Linked DNA regions of Homo sapiens: region 1 is linked to region 2. Evidence: read pairs that join two places in POLR2A ChIA-PET (ENCODE). Cell type or tissue: PC-9. All regions are shown on one strand.

Region 1 (8,000 bases), 320 kb after region 2:
CTAGTATGTTCACAGAGTTGTATAATGAACACCACAGTTAATTTTAGAACATTTTCTTCTATTCTCTTACAATGTGTAAAAATAAATAAAGGTTTTTTTAAAAAAACATTTTCATCACACCAAAAATGAGCTCCTCGATGGATGTTATCCCTCATTTGTCCCCAAACCCCCAGCCCCTGGCAACCACTAATCTACTTTCTATCTCTGGATTTGCCTATCATGGACATTTCTTATGAACGGAGTGACACACCATGTGGCATTTTGTGTCTGGTTTCTTCCACTGAGCATCATGATTTCAAGTTCATGTAGGAGCATGCATCTGAGCTTCATTCCTTCTCATGGTGCAATCATCTTCCACTGTGTGTATAAGACCACATTTTGTCAATCCACACATCCATGGATCACAAGTGCATTTTTAAAGGGTGCTTTTACATCTCAAACACAGTTCTCAGTTGGCGAGGGGGTCAGAGGACAATACAGAAGTGACTGTAAGCGGCATAAACTGTAGCTTCCCAGAGGGGCTCCAGGGGCTCGGGGGAGAGGTCGAGGTAGGGAGGCAATGTCCTTCCTTTGAGCAGCCACTGAGAGGGAGAAGGAGTTGCAGAGATCAGGAAGGAGAGGATTTATTTCCAGTTTTCTGGCAGTTTTTCCTCACTCTTTCGGAGACCTAGGATGGGTTAGGAGAGGGCATGGCAAAGGCAGAGGTGGCTCTGCTAGAGGAGGCCGCAGGTCCGCAGGCCGAACCTGGGGAGCCAGCCATGTCTGGCCTGAGGCCCTGCTTTGAGGAGAAGATAAAGCCTTGAGGAGCCTTTTGGGCCGATCTGGGAACCCAGCAAGACTAGATTAGCCTGACTGATGACAGACCTGGGATGAGGATGAGGGCAGTTAAGTATTTGTTTAATCTTGCTTTGTCTTTTCAAACAGCGATTTAGTAATCCTGTTTGAGGCTGCAGTGTGGCAATGCTTTCCAGAGGATGGAGTCCTTTTTGTTTGTTTTGAAAAAATAGAGATAAGGTTTCACTATGTTGCCTAGGCTGGTCTCATACTCGGCCTCAAGCCATCCTCCTGCCTGGGCCTCCCAAAGTGTTGGGATTACAGGCGTGAGCCATGGTGCCAGACTGGAGTCCTTTTATTAAAATTAACTGCCCTGCTCAGCTTTCTGCTGGGCCACCCCAGAGCCAATCCTTGGTTCTTGGGCCCAAGGCTGGACCCAGGGGTTGCAGGAAACAGTCTGTAGCATCCAAGTGGGGCCTGTCGTACCCACTCCAGTGTGTAGGTGCAGAACGCTCTTTGGGGGATTTCTCTGCTGGGCCACCTTACTCCAGGGATCCCTCAGTTTTCAAAACAAAGCAAGAGGGCAAGGAAGAATGGAGAAACAGCTCAGTGTTGACTCTCTTCCCCCTGGTGAGTGCTGTGCTGGGGCCTCTGTGCACATCATACCACTTCCCCCTTGAATCAGCCCCACAAGGCAGGGTGAGAGATGAGGACTCAGGGTGCAAGGAGGTCTCACAGCTTGGAAATGGATCAGGACAGCTCTGATTCTCCAAGGCCAAGGTCTTCTCTATATCATGAGGCAGCCCAAAAATGTGTTTCTACACATATTCTGTGTAGAAACTCAGGCCAGGCTCCTATATGCTCTGGGTGACAGCGGGAAGGTGCTTTCCAGTGTGTATCAGTGTGGCCCATCTGGGAGTCATAATGTCATTGCCTCTTCCAAAATATCAGCAAAGCTGACCCTAGTGCTTGTAGTGCTCAAATGCACCTCTCTGCCTTTGTGCCATAGGGAAATGGATTTGGTCCTGGGGGTGGTGATACCAACTTCTGTCTCAATTCCATGACCCTCACTCAGCACCCCCACCCCAGGCCTGTGCAGAGGAGGAATAACCGTCCTTGAGAACCATCCAGCCCTAGGTGGAGAAATTAGATTTATGGACTTAATCAGTTCTTCTTCCCTGTCAGTGGTGGTGAGAATGAAATGGGGGAAATTGATAAGCCTCAGTCATGTTTTCCTGCGAGACAAGGCAGCTTTGGTAGCTGGTGGGACTGACGCCTTCTTCACCTGTGTCCTCTGCCTCTGAGTGACTATAAATTGCGAACCCCATGAGGTGGCACCTGCAGCCACAGATCGCTTAGGCACCTTGCACAGGGGGCCACCTAATGAACTGGCTGCAGGACGGCAATCCTGCTGTGAAGCCAGGCACCTCGGGAGGGGCAAGGTGGCAGAACCGAGAGAGCAGATGCTCCTTGCTGTTTCTGTAAGGCCACCAGTGGCTGGGTGGCCTGGCCCTGGTAGCAAGGTGGTAACCGTGTGAGTGGCTGAATCCTGCACCACTTTTCCTGAGCCTCCTTCCTCCTGGATTCCTGCAACTATATTCTCACTACATGGCTCACCACCAATTCGTTCTCTCTGCCCCAAGGAGGCTGGACAAGAGGCTCAGGTCAGTGCGGGTACGCAGGAACCTATGTCTGTAAAATGAAAATGCCTGCCTTCAAGGGCTGTCTTGAGGTTGAAAGGAGATGGTCTACATCAAGGGTTAGGAAGACCACAATGTGGCTGTGCCGGCCACCTCCAGGCTGGCTTCAGTCTCCCATCCCCATAGTCATACCCCTGTGAAGTCCCTTCCCATACTGAATCGGGCTACCTGTGTATCTTATAGGGTGTTGGAAATGACAGATTGTGAATTCCAAGGCCCCATAAAAGACAGCGTGGGCTGGGCGTGGTGGCTCACGCCTGTAATCCCAGCACTTTGGGAGGCCGAGCCAAGTGGATCACTTGAGGTCAGGAGTTCTAGACCAGCCTGGCCAGCATGGTGAAAACCTATCTCTACTAAAAATACAAAAAAAAAAAAAAATTTAGCCAGGTGTGTTGGCACCTGTGCCTGTAGTCCCAGATACTTGGGAGGCTGAGCCAGGAGAATCACTTGAACCTGAGAGGTGGAGGTTTCAGTGAGCCGAGATTGTGCCACTGCACTCCAGCTGGGTGGCAGAGACTCTGTCTCTAAACAAAGAAAATGTGGTTTCTGCTGTCCTTTCTCTTGGATCACTTTCTCTGGGAAACCAGCCACCATCTTGTGAGGACACTCAAGCTCTCTGGAAAGGTTCAGAAATGTGGTGAGGAAGTGAGACAGACCTCTTGCCAAAAACCATGTACTAACTTATCAGTCACGTACATGAGTTGACTTAGAAATGACTCTATCAGCCTCAGCCAAACCTTCAGATGACTGCAGCCCTGGTCAACATCTTGACTGTGACCCCATGGAAGACCCTGAAACACTCAGCCAAGCCACTCTCAGCTTCCTGATCCACAGAAGCAGCATGAAATAATAAATTTTTCTTGTTTTAAACTAAGTTTTGGGTTAATTTGTTATACAGCTGTAGATAACTCCAAGAATAATACTCCATAAATGTTGATTTCCTTTCTGCGGCTCCACTGAGTCATCTTTGTTCATGGGCAAAGCTCACTGTCTCTCTACTGGCTGCAAAAGATGTCCATTTGTTGGCTCTGACTCATGCTTGTGGTCTTGTTGGCTCACAGCAAGGCCTTTTCACAGAGGATGGTGGTTTGTCACACTCAGAATCCAGGTCTTACCTGCTTTCCTGCTCCATGGAATTTTGACCTGAGTTTGAAGGCTGATAGGGGATTGATGGATGAGGGAGAAAGACACAGTCAGTTCTTAGAGCAGTAGCTAATCCAGGGGTTTCTCTGGCTTTGTTTGCATGAGTAGTGATAGTTGGGGATGAAGCATGGGTATTCGAGATCTTTTTTGTGTGAGTATGGGAGGAAAAATTCTGTTCTCTTCCTCCTCCATCTTTATTCATCTTTGTCTTCCCTCGGATCAGCTTTAAAGACCCCTGAGACTCTAGGACTTGGTTTGCTTTTTTCTCACCACTGGGATCCATCTCCCACTAGTAGGAAGAAGGATCTAAGTAGTTGAGCTGCATAAAGGGGAAGTAAACAGCCAGACAAATGTTACATTTTAGAGCCTTGAGTGACCCAGAGCTTTCTATCAGCTTCATTGGGTGCAGGGAGGGTAGCGATTTCTGGCTGCTGTCACCTCCTTGCTCATATCAGGAAGCGCTAATTTTGAGGCAAAGTTCAGTGCCCTCTGGCTCACCTAGGGCCCCTGTTGCCTAATTTCACGAGGCCAAGAGTTTGAGGGTGGGTTCGGGGCTGCGCAGCCTGGATGCCTTGGTTTGCATGCCTACAGCAGCTGTGCCCGAAAGCTTTTTTTAGAGTAAATATGTAGCTTTTGCTAGGCTTTTTGTGTGCCTTGTTCATTCCTCTATCATTTTTTGTATACCTGCTATGGTGTCAGGCACTGGGGATACAAATTAGCCGGGGACTCGGACATGTAAGCAAGTAAGCCCAACAGCAGCTAACATTTATGCAGTGCTCACTGTGTGCTTGGATGTCCAGAGTGATAGAGCAGGTTTAGTAAGGGGGACAGAGGGCTGAGACCAGAGGCAAGGTGGAGAAGGGCATTTCTGGAGGCAGCAACATGAGTGCAAAGGAGACATACACAAGGTTCCCTGGGGGATTCCAAGTTGTTGCTGTCGTGGCTTCAAATCTTACTTTAGGGCCTACTCAGATGGCATCTTGTTCATGAAGATGTGCCTGTTTTTTGTTTTATTTGTCCCTCTCCCCCCAACAAAGAGTAAACTTTTTTTCTGAACTTCTCGAAAGTTTGCTAACATCAGCTATAAAACTCTCTGGGCCTGGGGATATTTTGCGGGGAGCAGGGAAGATCTTTGATTATCATTTTAACTTATTTCTGTTCATTTATTCAAGCTTTTTCTTCTTTCACCAATTCTCAAAAGCCCCACACCACCCTCCTGCCACCCCCACACCCCTCCACTTCCAGTCGCTACCTTCCACCCATCATTCTCACTTCTAAAGCCATCAACAGAGGTTTTGAACACCACTCATGTGCCAGGTGTTGTTCTAAGCACAGATTCATCAGTGAGCCAAATGAAATTCCTTCCTAAAATATGCTCTTTGGTGGTGCTAAATGCCAGGAAGAAAAGTAAGCAAGGGGAGGGAAGAGAGAGGTGTGGGGTGGCGGGGGGCGGGAGCTTGGATAGGATGGTCAGAAAGGACCTCTTTGTAGAAACTTAAATAAATTTAGAAAGCAAGTCATGTAATATCTGGGAAAGAGGAAATAGCAGGTGCAAAGACCCTGAGGTTGAAGTGTCCTGGCAAGTTTGAGGCAAGCAAGGAAGGCAGGGTGGTTGGAACAGAACAAGAGAAGAAACGTGGTAGGAAATGATGGAGAGTCAGGGGCACGACCTTGGAGGACTTGCAGGTCATGGTAAAGACGCTGGACTCGACACGAAGTGTGAACAGAGTTCTTGGAGGATTCTGAGGTAGAGAGTAGCATAATCTCATTTGTGTTTTTATTTTAACATGCTCACTTGGGCCACCTTGTAGAGGCTGGAGTGAAAAGGAGGGAGACTAGTTAGAAATTCTGTATTGCTGGCTGGGCGTGGTAGCTCCCGGCACTGTGGGAGGCCAAGGCCAGAGGATTGCTTGAGTCTAGCAGTTTGAGCCCAGCCTAGGCAACATAGCGAGACCCTGTCTCTGCAAAAAATTTTAAAATTGCCCAGGGATGGTGGTGCACACTTGTAATCCCAACTACTTGGGAGGCTGAGGTGGGAGGATTGCCTGAGCCCAGGAGTTTGAGGCTCCAGTGAGCTGTGATTGTGCCATTGCACTCCAGCCTGGGTGACAGAGCGAGACCCTGTCTCTAAAAAAAAAAGAAAAAAAAGAAATTCTGTATTGCAGCAGCCTAAGAGAGTCATTAGTTAAGAGATTTGTAGTAGGCATTTTTTAGAAAGTTGCATTGAGGGCTAGGTACGGTGGCTCATGCCTATAATCCCAGCACTTTGGGAGGCCAAGGTGGGTAGATCATTTGAGGTCAGGAGCCTGGCCAACATAGCGAAACCCCGTCTCTACTAAAAAAATTAGCCGGGCGGTAGTGGCATGCGCCTGTAATCCCAGCTACTCGGGAGGCTGAGGCAGGAGAATTGCTTGAGCCTGGGAGGTGGAGGTTGCCAGTGAGTCGAGATCGCGCCACTGCACTCCAGCAGTCTGGGCGACAGAGTGAGACGCTGTTTCAAAAAAAAAAAGAAAAGAAAAGAAAAAAGAAGGTTTCATTGAGGGAAATTCATTCCCTTTGAGAGGGAGTTGGAAGCAGCTTGCCCTTCAACAGGGTACACAGAGTCTCCCATAAGTGTGCAGGGCCCGCTATTTCTAGTCCCTGGAAGGATTTGGGTCTCTAGTTGTCTCCAGGCTCTCTGAGGGTCTGAGGAATGCCTCGTAAGCCAGAACATGGAGATACTTCTTCCCTTTAGTGCCCTAGCCTTGGTTCTGAAGGAGTTAATTGCACCCTTGGGTGCTAATCACAGTGGCTGGGCTGAGCAGAACTGAGTACCAAGGTCTTGGGCCTGAGAAGAACCAGGCCAGTCCAACCATTCTGTGGGCTTCCCTGAGGGACCTGCTCTGAGACCTTTCCCTAGGACTTCCAGAGGCTCATGTCCGGAAGTCAGAGCTGTGCAAGCCGGCTGTAGGTCTGCCTCTGCACGCCAGAGACTCTTCTCAGAGCCTCCTTCCACACTTCCCTTGAGATACCCTATGGAACAGTGGTGGCCAGCTCAGGCTTGGAGCCAGATGACTAGAATTTGAATCGGGGCTCCACTACCTCTTGGCTGTATGTCCTGGGGCAAGTCACTAACCTCTCTGTGCTTCAGTTTCCTCATATGCAACATGGGGACAAAAAGATTCAATCAGTTAATTCACATGCTGAGAAGAGTAGTTGTGGTTGTGGTCTGGCCCGACTGGCCCCTTCCCCTGTCTTCAGGATCGCTGACCCACACCTCCTGGCCAGCATTAAGGGATTAATGTTGTACTTCCATTATAATCCATGTATCATTACCATTTACCGACCTTTGACCATGTCCCAGCCATATGCTAAACACTTACTATACATCATCTCATTGTAGTCCTCAGAAAAGCCCAAGAGACAAACACTGTCTTCACCCCCATTTTGTAGAAGAGAAAACCGAGGTTTAGAGGGTTGAAGGAACTAGCCAAGGCCCCCAAGCTGGTAAATGATGGAGCCAGGACCTGATGCCCCCTGCAAGCTGCTTTTCTGTAGCCAGGGAGCAGGAAGGTGCTGGCATGTCATAGTGTTGGGGCCCTGGCTTTCCTGTTCTTGCTCACGGCTACCTTGCCTGGCTCCAGCAACCTTCCCGGTATTTTTCTAACTGTAGATGGTCAGAGAGGACCTCCCTGTGAAAACCTAAATAAACGTAGGAAGCAGGTTACGGAATATCGGGAAGTGCATTTCAGGAAAAGGGTGCAGTGAATGCCGAGACCAGGAGGTGCCTTCCAGGGAGGTGTCCACAGAGACTTCTCAGCCCCTGCCTGCCCTGTGGCATCTGGCTGGCCGCCAGGGAGACAGGGCATCCTGGCTTAGTCATGCTGGCTCACACAAAGAGCCCTTCTCTGAAGGTCCCTGGTGTTCATACATGACAAGACAGGCCCTGTGAGCCTCTGCGCTGTGCTTTAAGCATTGAGTCTGTCTGGGGGCAGTTTGCAGAGGGTCCCACCATTGTCCCTGTGGAGTTATTGGCCATCCTGTATCTTCAAGTTGCATTTTGGAGAGTGGGCTTTTTTCTCCTTGTATTTTTTTTTATTGTGGTAAAATATACATAACATAAAATTTTCTGTGTTAACCACTTTTATGCGTATAGTTCATTGGCATAAGTACATTTAGAATGTGTGTAACCATCACCCCTATCCATTTCCAGAATTTTTTTTATCATCCCAAACAGAAACTGCACCCATTAACTAACAACTCCCAACCCTTTTCCTCACCCCCAGTAGCCTCTGCCGTACTCTTTGTCTCTATGGATTTGCGTCTTCTAGATGTTTCATAGGAACAGAGTCTTGCAATATGTGGCCTTTTGTGTCTGGCTTCTTTTGCTCAGCATCATGTTTT
Region 2 (8,000 bases):
CTTCTACAAAAAGCAAAAAAAAGCAAAAAAAAAAAAAAAAAAAAGCAGCCACTTCACTCACTTCAAGACCTATATACATGTAAAGTTGTTTTCTGTGGTTTTTTTTATTTTTAATTTTTTTAAATTTTTATTATTATTTTTTAAAATAAATTCAGTGTTCACATTTCTATAAAGAATTAACCCAGTTTCAGGAAACCCTGCCCCAGCAGGGCAGGTAAGCAACCCTCTCCCTGCCCACATCTAGTTTGATTTCACGCCCTGATGCTTCAAGGTGCCCAGAAAAGCGGCAGCTTGTGGAAGAGGAAATCTATGCCCGGCCCGTGCTTGGGGCCCGGGGCTCAGTAAGCTTTCGAGAAAGCAGAGGGGAAGACTAGCTTACTGCAAAAACCTTTTTAAAAAATATTCATACACTTCAGTGAGCGCCTGTTGAGACGTTAGGGGAACAAGAGCTTGGAAACATCCCGTCCAGGCCATTGGGAGGCAGCGTCTTCCTCACACCCCGTCCCTGGATGTCGGGGGTGCAGGGGGAAGGTCCCGGCTCTTCCACTGGAGAAAGGAGACTCACCTGGCTTCCTAGTTCATGTTTGACTATTTCCTCTAAAACCTGTGCTGAGTCTTTGACTGCATGCACGGGAAGCACAAACGTTCGGCTTGTATGCAAAAAAAGTACAAAAACAACTAGAATATAAAAGTTTTGGTAATATAAGGCCATCTGTTCAAGTCCACCTTGGAAACCTGTAACAGATATTTAAATACTACAGTGAAAAGGCATCTTAATATACTTTTTAAAAACATCTGAAGTAATCCGCTAAGATTAAGTGTGTAAAAAAAAAATTCAATTCCCTTTGAGGGCACTTTGTCCTTTGAAGAAGGGAAAGTGGGGCGGGGAGGGCACGGGGCCCACCGGTTAATGCTTCAGCCACGGGTGGGCTTCAATGGAAGCCTTGCTGCGGTCCCCATAGTCATACAGGAGCTCCTCCCCAGCCGCGATGTCTCGGGAGGCGATGAGGATGAGGTGAGGTACGCCGTCGATGTCGTGCAGTTTGGTTTGGCAGTTCCCACATTTGCTGTGATTGATCAGTCTTCCTAGGCGATTTGTCTCTCTAGTTGCATCCACGCTGGAGGGGAAGGAGGGCCAGAGAGGATTAAATGGATAAAGAGGCTTTTCAACCTGAAGAGAGTCACACTTGTGCTCAGCTCTGGTGGGATGCTGATTTAAAGCCATGTGTTTTGAAAAGATTCAATTCATAAAGCTATTTTCTTTTTCCTTTTTAGAGGGGGTCTCGCTCCGTAACCCAGGCTGGAGTGCAGTGGCACGATCACGGCTCACTGCAGCCTCCACCTCCCGGGCTCAAGTCATCCTCCTACCTCAGCCTCCCGAGTAGCTTTGACCACAGGTACATGCCACCACATCAGGCTAATTTTTAATTGTTTCTGTAGAGACAAGATCTCCCTATATTGCTCAGGCTGGTCTCCAACCCCTGGGCTCAAGTGATCCTCTGGCCTTGGCCTCCTGAGTTTTTGAGATTACAAGCACGAGCCACCAGGTCTGGCTCAATTTGCAAAGCTTTTTTTTTTTTTTTTTTTTTTTTGAGAGGGAGTCTCGTCGCTCTGTCGCCCAGGCTGGAGTGCAGTGGCACGATCTCAGCTCACTGCAACCTCTGCCTCCCGGGGTAAGGCAATTCTGCCTCAGCCTCCTGAGTCACTGGGATTAGAAGCGTGTGCCACCATGCCAGGCTAATTTTTTTGTATTTTTAGTAGAGATGGGGTTTTGCCATGTTGGTCTGGAGCTCCTGACCTTCATGATCCATCCACCTCGGCCACCCAAAGTGCTGGGATCACAGGCATGAGCTACCACGCCTGGCCCACAAAGCTATTTTTGAGAGCCTGCACAGGCCCTGGGTGGGGGGATGGGGTAGGACCCAAAGGGCTCTTTATGGAGGCACAGGAGGAAATGGTAGAGTTTCACAAAATAAATGGATTAAAAAAATCAACCCCGCCAGGCGCGGTGGCTCACGCCTGTAATCCCAGCACTTTCGGAGGCTGAGGCGGGTGGATTACCTGAGGTCAGGATTTCAAAACCAGCCTGGCCACCATGGTGAAACGCTGTCTGTGCTAAAAATACAAAATTAGCTGGGCGTGGTGGCGCATGCCTGTAATCCCAGTTACTTGGGAGGCTGAGGCAGGAGAATTGCTTAAACTTCGGAAGTGGAAGTTGCAGTGAGCCAAGATCGTGCCACTGCACTCCTGCCTGGACAACAAGAGTGAAACTCCATCTCAAAAAAATAAAATAAAATAAAAAATAAAAAATTCAACTCCACTGGTCCTAGCCAGGCAAGATCAATTAGTGATTTCCAGAGCTGCTCTGGCCAAATGCCCTGAAGGAGAGCCAGGTGAGCTGCTTAACAGGTTTTCATGTGACTAGCCCACTTCTCCCCTTGGATGAGATAACATCCAGGACAGCTCCAATTCCAAAGATTAAAAATGGGAAGCTGGGGCCACAGTGGCTCATGCCTGTAATCCCAGCACTTTGGGAGGCCAAGGTGGGCAGGTCACAAGGTTAGGAGATTGAGACCATCCTGGCTAACACAGTGAAACTCCATCTCTACTAAAAATACAAAAAATTAGCCAGGCATGGTGGCATGTGTGTGTAGTCCCAGCTACTCAGGAGGCTGAGGCAGGAGAATCGCTTGAACCTGGGAGGTGGAGGTTGCAGTAAGCCAAGATTGCACCACTGCACTCCAGCCTGGGTGACAGAACGAGACTCCGTCTCAAAAGAAAAAAAAAAAGGGAAGCTGGGGCCAGGCGCAGTGGCTCACATCTGTAATCCCAGAACTTTGGGAGGCTAAGGCAGGCAGACCATATGAGGTCAGACCAGCCTGGCCAACATAATGAAACCCTGTCTCTACTAAAAAAATATATAAGAATTAGCTGGGCGTGGTGACGCACACCTGTAATCCCAGTTACGTGGGAGGCTGAGACAGAATACCTTGAACCCGGGAGGTGGAGGTTGCAGTGAGCCAAGATTGTGCCACTGCACTCCAGCTTGGGCGACAGATCGAGATTCAAAAAAAAAAAAAAAAAAAAAAAAAAGGAAGCAGGCGATAATTGCATCACAGCTTTGAAAAAAGGCAACAACAGCCCGAGCGCAGTGGCTCACACCTGTAATCCTAGCACTTTGGAAGGCCAAGGCGGGTGGATCGTCTGAGGTCAGGAGTTCAAGACCAGCTTGGCCAATGTGGCAAAACTCCACCTCTACTAAAAATACAGAAAAAAAAAATTAGCTGGGCTACTCTGGAGGCTGAGGGAGGAGAATTCTTTGAGCCTGAGAGGAGGTTGCAATGAGCCGAGATCACACCACTGCACTCCAGCCTGGGCAACAGAGCAAGACTCCATCTCAAAAAATAAAAAAAAAAAAGTCAACAACAACAAAACCAAAAGACTGGCCACCAAACAGAATCAGGAGTTCCTGGCCCTTTGGCCTCTCCTCACTGCCCAGAGGACAGAAAAGCCACTCTAAGCAACAGTGGACTCACCAGTAGGTTTTGCTCAGATACTGAAAATAGTACATGTAGCAGCCCGTGGAAGGGTCCTGTGCGTACAGAGCCTCCCGTTTCTTGGCGTCGGTGATCTCGATGAGGTCCCCGTGGTATTCCACCACAAAGTCACCCCGGGAGAACTGCTTGGTGGCAATCACACCCCTGCCTTTGCCATCGATGAGGTCAATCTGTCAGGTGATAAGAGAGGGTGTTGGTTCATAATAGCAATGGATGCCACTGTGCACAGCAGGTCTCCGGGGAGCTGGGGCTTACCCCAGTCTTTAACAGCTGTACTGAGCCATGTCATAAAATTCACTCACTTTACATGTACAGGCTGATGGGTTTTATGAAGTGTATACAGCTGTGCAACCGTCACTACAGGCCAGCTCTAGAACGTTCCCTCACTCCACAAACGTGGTTCCTTGGTGCTCATCTGCAAAGCAGTTACATCAGAGCTCGTGAGAGATCTGCTAGGTGGAGACTGCCCCATTTTGTAGATGAGGAAACTGAGGCTTAAAGAGGCACAACCACGTGTCTGAGGCCACACAGCTAGACAGTGACACAGCTCAAATCCACACACCTGGTTTCTCTGTCTAGGGGCTATGCGCTATGCCTTCCTAGGCAAACAGCAGGCCCAGTGTTCTGGGTCTCTACCTCATTCCACGATTTCTCTCCTGTGTCTCCTCACTCTATTCTACATGGAGTTGAATGGGGTTGCTGGAGGGGCCCAGGACTTAAGCCGGAATCCCCCTAGGTGGTGGGTGGAAGTGGAAGCTTTCTGAACCCGGAGCCCTAGTCTAGGCCCATCTGAACCCCACTGTAGAGAGTACTTCTCCTCTCGCCCAAACTGAGTGTGGTTGAAATACAGTAAGAGAAAAGCACATTTCTTGGGCATTGTCATTATCTAGGAAAACAGTTTAAAAATGTATTAGTTTCTCCTTTTAAAAGTTTCCCTGGGCATCAGCTACATATTGTATAATCCGATTTATATGAAGTGCCCAGAAGAGCAACTCCACTGAGACAGAAAGCAGCTGAGTGGCTGCCAGGGGCTGGGCAGGGGAGAGGTGGGGATGGTGGGCAGTGGTAAGTAATGGGTAAGGGTTTCCATTTGGGAGGATGAAAAAATTCTGAAATTAGACAGGGATAATGGTTGCATTGCATTGTGAATGTACAAAAAGCCACTGAATTGTTTAACCACAATTTCTAAGAAAAGCTTCCCCTGGATAACATTTATATACAAAGCCCATTTATGTTTCCTTCATAAGACATTTCCTTAACAACTTTTGGTATTTGGCTCTTTGACAACCTAATAGAGTCTGCCTGGTCACCATGGCCATTAGAGGGTGAAAGCCACATGGTGGCCACTCTCAGCCACGGGACCAGGGAAGGTGAGCTCTTCCAGCTTTAGCTATGATGCAGCAAGCACAGCAGCCCCTTACCTTCATTCCTTCTTCCTTCCCACTTTCAATCAATTCATCTATTCTTTTCCTTTCTTCAGACTGGGCAGAGAGAAAGAAAAACAGCATCAGTATCTTCTCCTAGGCCCATCGTGCGTAGCTTGATGGTCTTGAGCCCTGATTGCCCAGGCCATGCCCACCGGGCCACAATCGGCCTCATTTGGCATCACTGGGGATGATGGGTCCCCAGTGATGGCAAAGCCCCCAAGTATCCCTCCTTTTCTCATCACCCATCTGTTGTGGAAGATCTGTCACCTGGGGTTCAACTGGATCAGGAGGGAAACAGTGGGGACCCAAGAACAGAATGGGGCTCGTAGATATGTTCTGTTGCCCATGCAGCACGTTAAAAAATGTCCAACTTGCCCACACCTGAAAATCAGGCCTCTGACTTCACAGAAAATCAGGTACAGTGGGCCAGGCGCGGTGGCTCACGCCTGTAATCGCAACACTTCGGGAGGCCGAGGCGGGCGGATCGTAAGGTCACGAGTTCGAGACCAGCCTGGCAAATAGGTAAAACCCTGTCTCTATTAAAGATACAAAAATTAGCCAGGTGTGGTAGGAGCCTGTAGTCCCAGCTACTCGGGAGGCTGAGGCAGGAGAATCGCTTGAACCTGGGAGGTGGAGGTTGCAGTGAGCCAAGATTGTGCTACTGCACTCCAGCCTGGGCGACACAGCAAGACTCCACCTTAAAAAGAAAAAAGAAAATCGGGTACAGCAGATCAGAGGCTGTGCCCTTTGGATGGGACACACGCAGTCCACATGGCTCTGGTCTGATGGCTCATACTTCTGTTTGGGATCGCTGAGATTCACCTGTATGGAGGCCACCACGATGGATGAGAAGAGGGCCTCCAATCCCGAGGGTCAATACAGACCTGAACAGAGAACTGGGAGGGGGCACCCCTGGATCCACCTCTCCTCTAAGGCCACCCCTCCTGCACCTACCTCCATCCCTAACCCTGGGTTCTACTGCTCTGCCACTGCACAGATACTACAGAGCAAAAGGGAACCAAATGAAGACAGATCGGAAGCTCCAAACCAGTGTGGCTCACCCCAAACCAGCATGTCTTGACGGCATAGACTTTCACCAAACCAGATGGCACGTGTCAGGAGCCTGACACCAACTGCTGAGCTCAGCCCATTCCCCCTACACAGAGGCCCAAACCAGCTTGCAGCTTTTCCAGGCACTCAATCCACACCTGCAATGTGCCAGGCGCTGCAGTCTGTGCTGGGAACAATGGTGAATGAGTAACCTCAAGGACAGTCCCAAATCCTGCCACCTCCTCTCCATCTCCATTCCCACTGCGGCCCTGCAGCCCAGCCACGGCCCCGGCCCCGCTCCGGCCCCCTTGCTAGTCACCAGGCTTTCACTCTGACCCCAGGGAACACTCAGTTCTCCACAAGGTAGCCAGAGGGGTCTTTTAAAATGTAAATGAGGCCAGGGGCAGTGGCTCTCTCCTGTAATCCCAACACTTCAGGAAAGCCAGGAGGAAGGATCGCTTAAGGACAGGAGTTAGAGACCAGCCTAAGCAACAGATCCAGACCCTGTCCCTACAAAAAATAAATAAGCTAGGTGTGGTGGCGTACACCTTTGGTCCCAGCTACTCTAGAGGCTGAGGAAGGAGGAGGATTGCTGGAGCCCAGGAGGTTGAGGCTGCAGTGAGTCATGACTGTGACACTGCACTCCTGCCTGGGCAACAGAGTGAGACCCTGTCTTAAAAAAAAACAGAAAACATGACCAGGCATGGTGGCTCACGTCTGTCATCCCAGCACTTTGGGAGGCTGAGGTGGGTGGATCACTTGAGGTTACGAGTTTGAGACCAGCCTGGCCAACATGGCGAAACCCCGTCTCTACTAAAAACACAAAAATTAGCTGGGCGTGGTGGCACACACCTGTAATCCCGGCTACTCAGGAGGCTGAGGCAGGAGAATCGCTTGAACCCAGGAGGTGGAGTTTGCAGTAGGCCAAGATCGCACCACTGCACTCCAGCCTGGGAGACAGAGCAAGACTCCATCTCAAAAAGAAACAAAAAACAAAAAAAAACCTTCCCATAAACTTATTTAATAGTAATATACCTAACAAAACCTCACATATCAATATTAACCTTAAACATAAATGGACTAAAATGTTCCACTTAAAAGATATGAAAGATAAGGGTCAAGAAGGTTAAAAAAAAAAGAAAGATATACACCTGTTATCCCAGCACTTTGGGAGGCCGAGGCGGGCGGATCACGAAGTCAGGAGATCGAGACCATCCTGGCTAACATGGTGAAACCCCATCTCTACTAAAAATACAAAAAATTAGCCGGGCATGGTGGTGGGCACCTGTAGTCCCAGCTACTCGGGAGGCTGAGGCAGGAGAATGGTGTGAGCCCGGGAGGCGGAGCTTGCAGTGAGCCAAGATCGCGCCACTGCACTCCAGCCTTGGCAACAGAGCAAGACTCCATCTCAAAAAAAAAAAAAAAAAAAAAAGAAAGATATATATTGGTGGAATAGATTTAAAAAAAACAACAACAAAACTTGGTCAGGTACAGTGGCTCATGCCTGTAATCCCAGCAGTTTGGGAGGCCAAGGCAGGTGGATCACCTGAGGTCAGGAGTTCGAGACCAGCCTGGCCAACATGACGAAACCCTGTCTCTACTAAAAATACAAAAATCAGCCGGGCATAGTGGTGCACACTTGTAATCCAAGCTACTTGGGAGTCTCAGGCCAGGAGGCGGAGGTTAGTAAGCCATAATCATGCCACTGTACTCCAGCCTGGGCAACAGAGTGAGACCTTGTCTCAAAACAAAAAACAAAAAACAAAAAAAAAACTTCAACCAACAGTAATATACCAATGTTGGTTGTTACTTAGCTGTGACAAATTCACCAGAGTAACTTAAGTGAGAGAAGATGGGTAAGGAGTCTGGGGAACTCTCTGTATTATCTTTGCAACTTTTCTATAAAATTAAAATTATTGGCCAGGCGCGGTGGCTCACATCTGTAATCCTAGCACTTTGGGAGGCC

The links. Peaks named below come from ENCODE experiments on the same cell type or tissue, not always from the same donor. Only the 100,000 strongest peaks of a DNase experiment are listed, where the experiment ranks them.
Region 1: POLR2A ChIA-PET joins it to region 2 with 16 read pairs; 2 of 35 experiments call an interaction of 5 or more read pairs at or near these places.

The regions. Positions count from the first base shown.
Region 1 is chr12:123,085,382-123,093,381 of GRCh38, reverse strand. The region is part of intron 2 of PITPNM2 (phosphatidylinositol transfer protein membrane associated 2); the gene reads left to right. Among named protein-coding and RNA genes, the nearest start is that of PITPNM2-AS1, 8.0 kb to the right of the region's middle. RefSeq lists enhancers at 215-735, 736-1,257, 7,346-7,640 and silencers at 1,173-1,329, 7,346-7,640. In PC-9, CTCF peaks have their summits at 7,292 and 7,497; DNase peaks (open chromatin) are centred at 941, 3,151, 3,511 and 7,451; H3K27ac peaks cover 3,209 bases.
Region 2 is chr12:123,400,611-123,408,610 of GRCh38, reverse strand. It overlaps KMT5A (lysine methyltransferase 5A), which reads right to left. Exons shown (of 8, transcript NM_020382.7): 6 at 4,979-5,038; 7 at 3,537-3,727; 8 at 1-1,118. The coding sequence ends at 908. Among named protein-coding and RNA genes, the nearest start is that of KMT5A, 20 kb to the right of the region's middle. RefSeq lists an enhancer at 5,976-6,739. In PC-9, no CTCF peak of the experiment used is centred here; no DNase peak of the experiment used is centred here.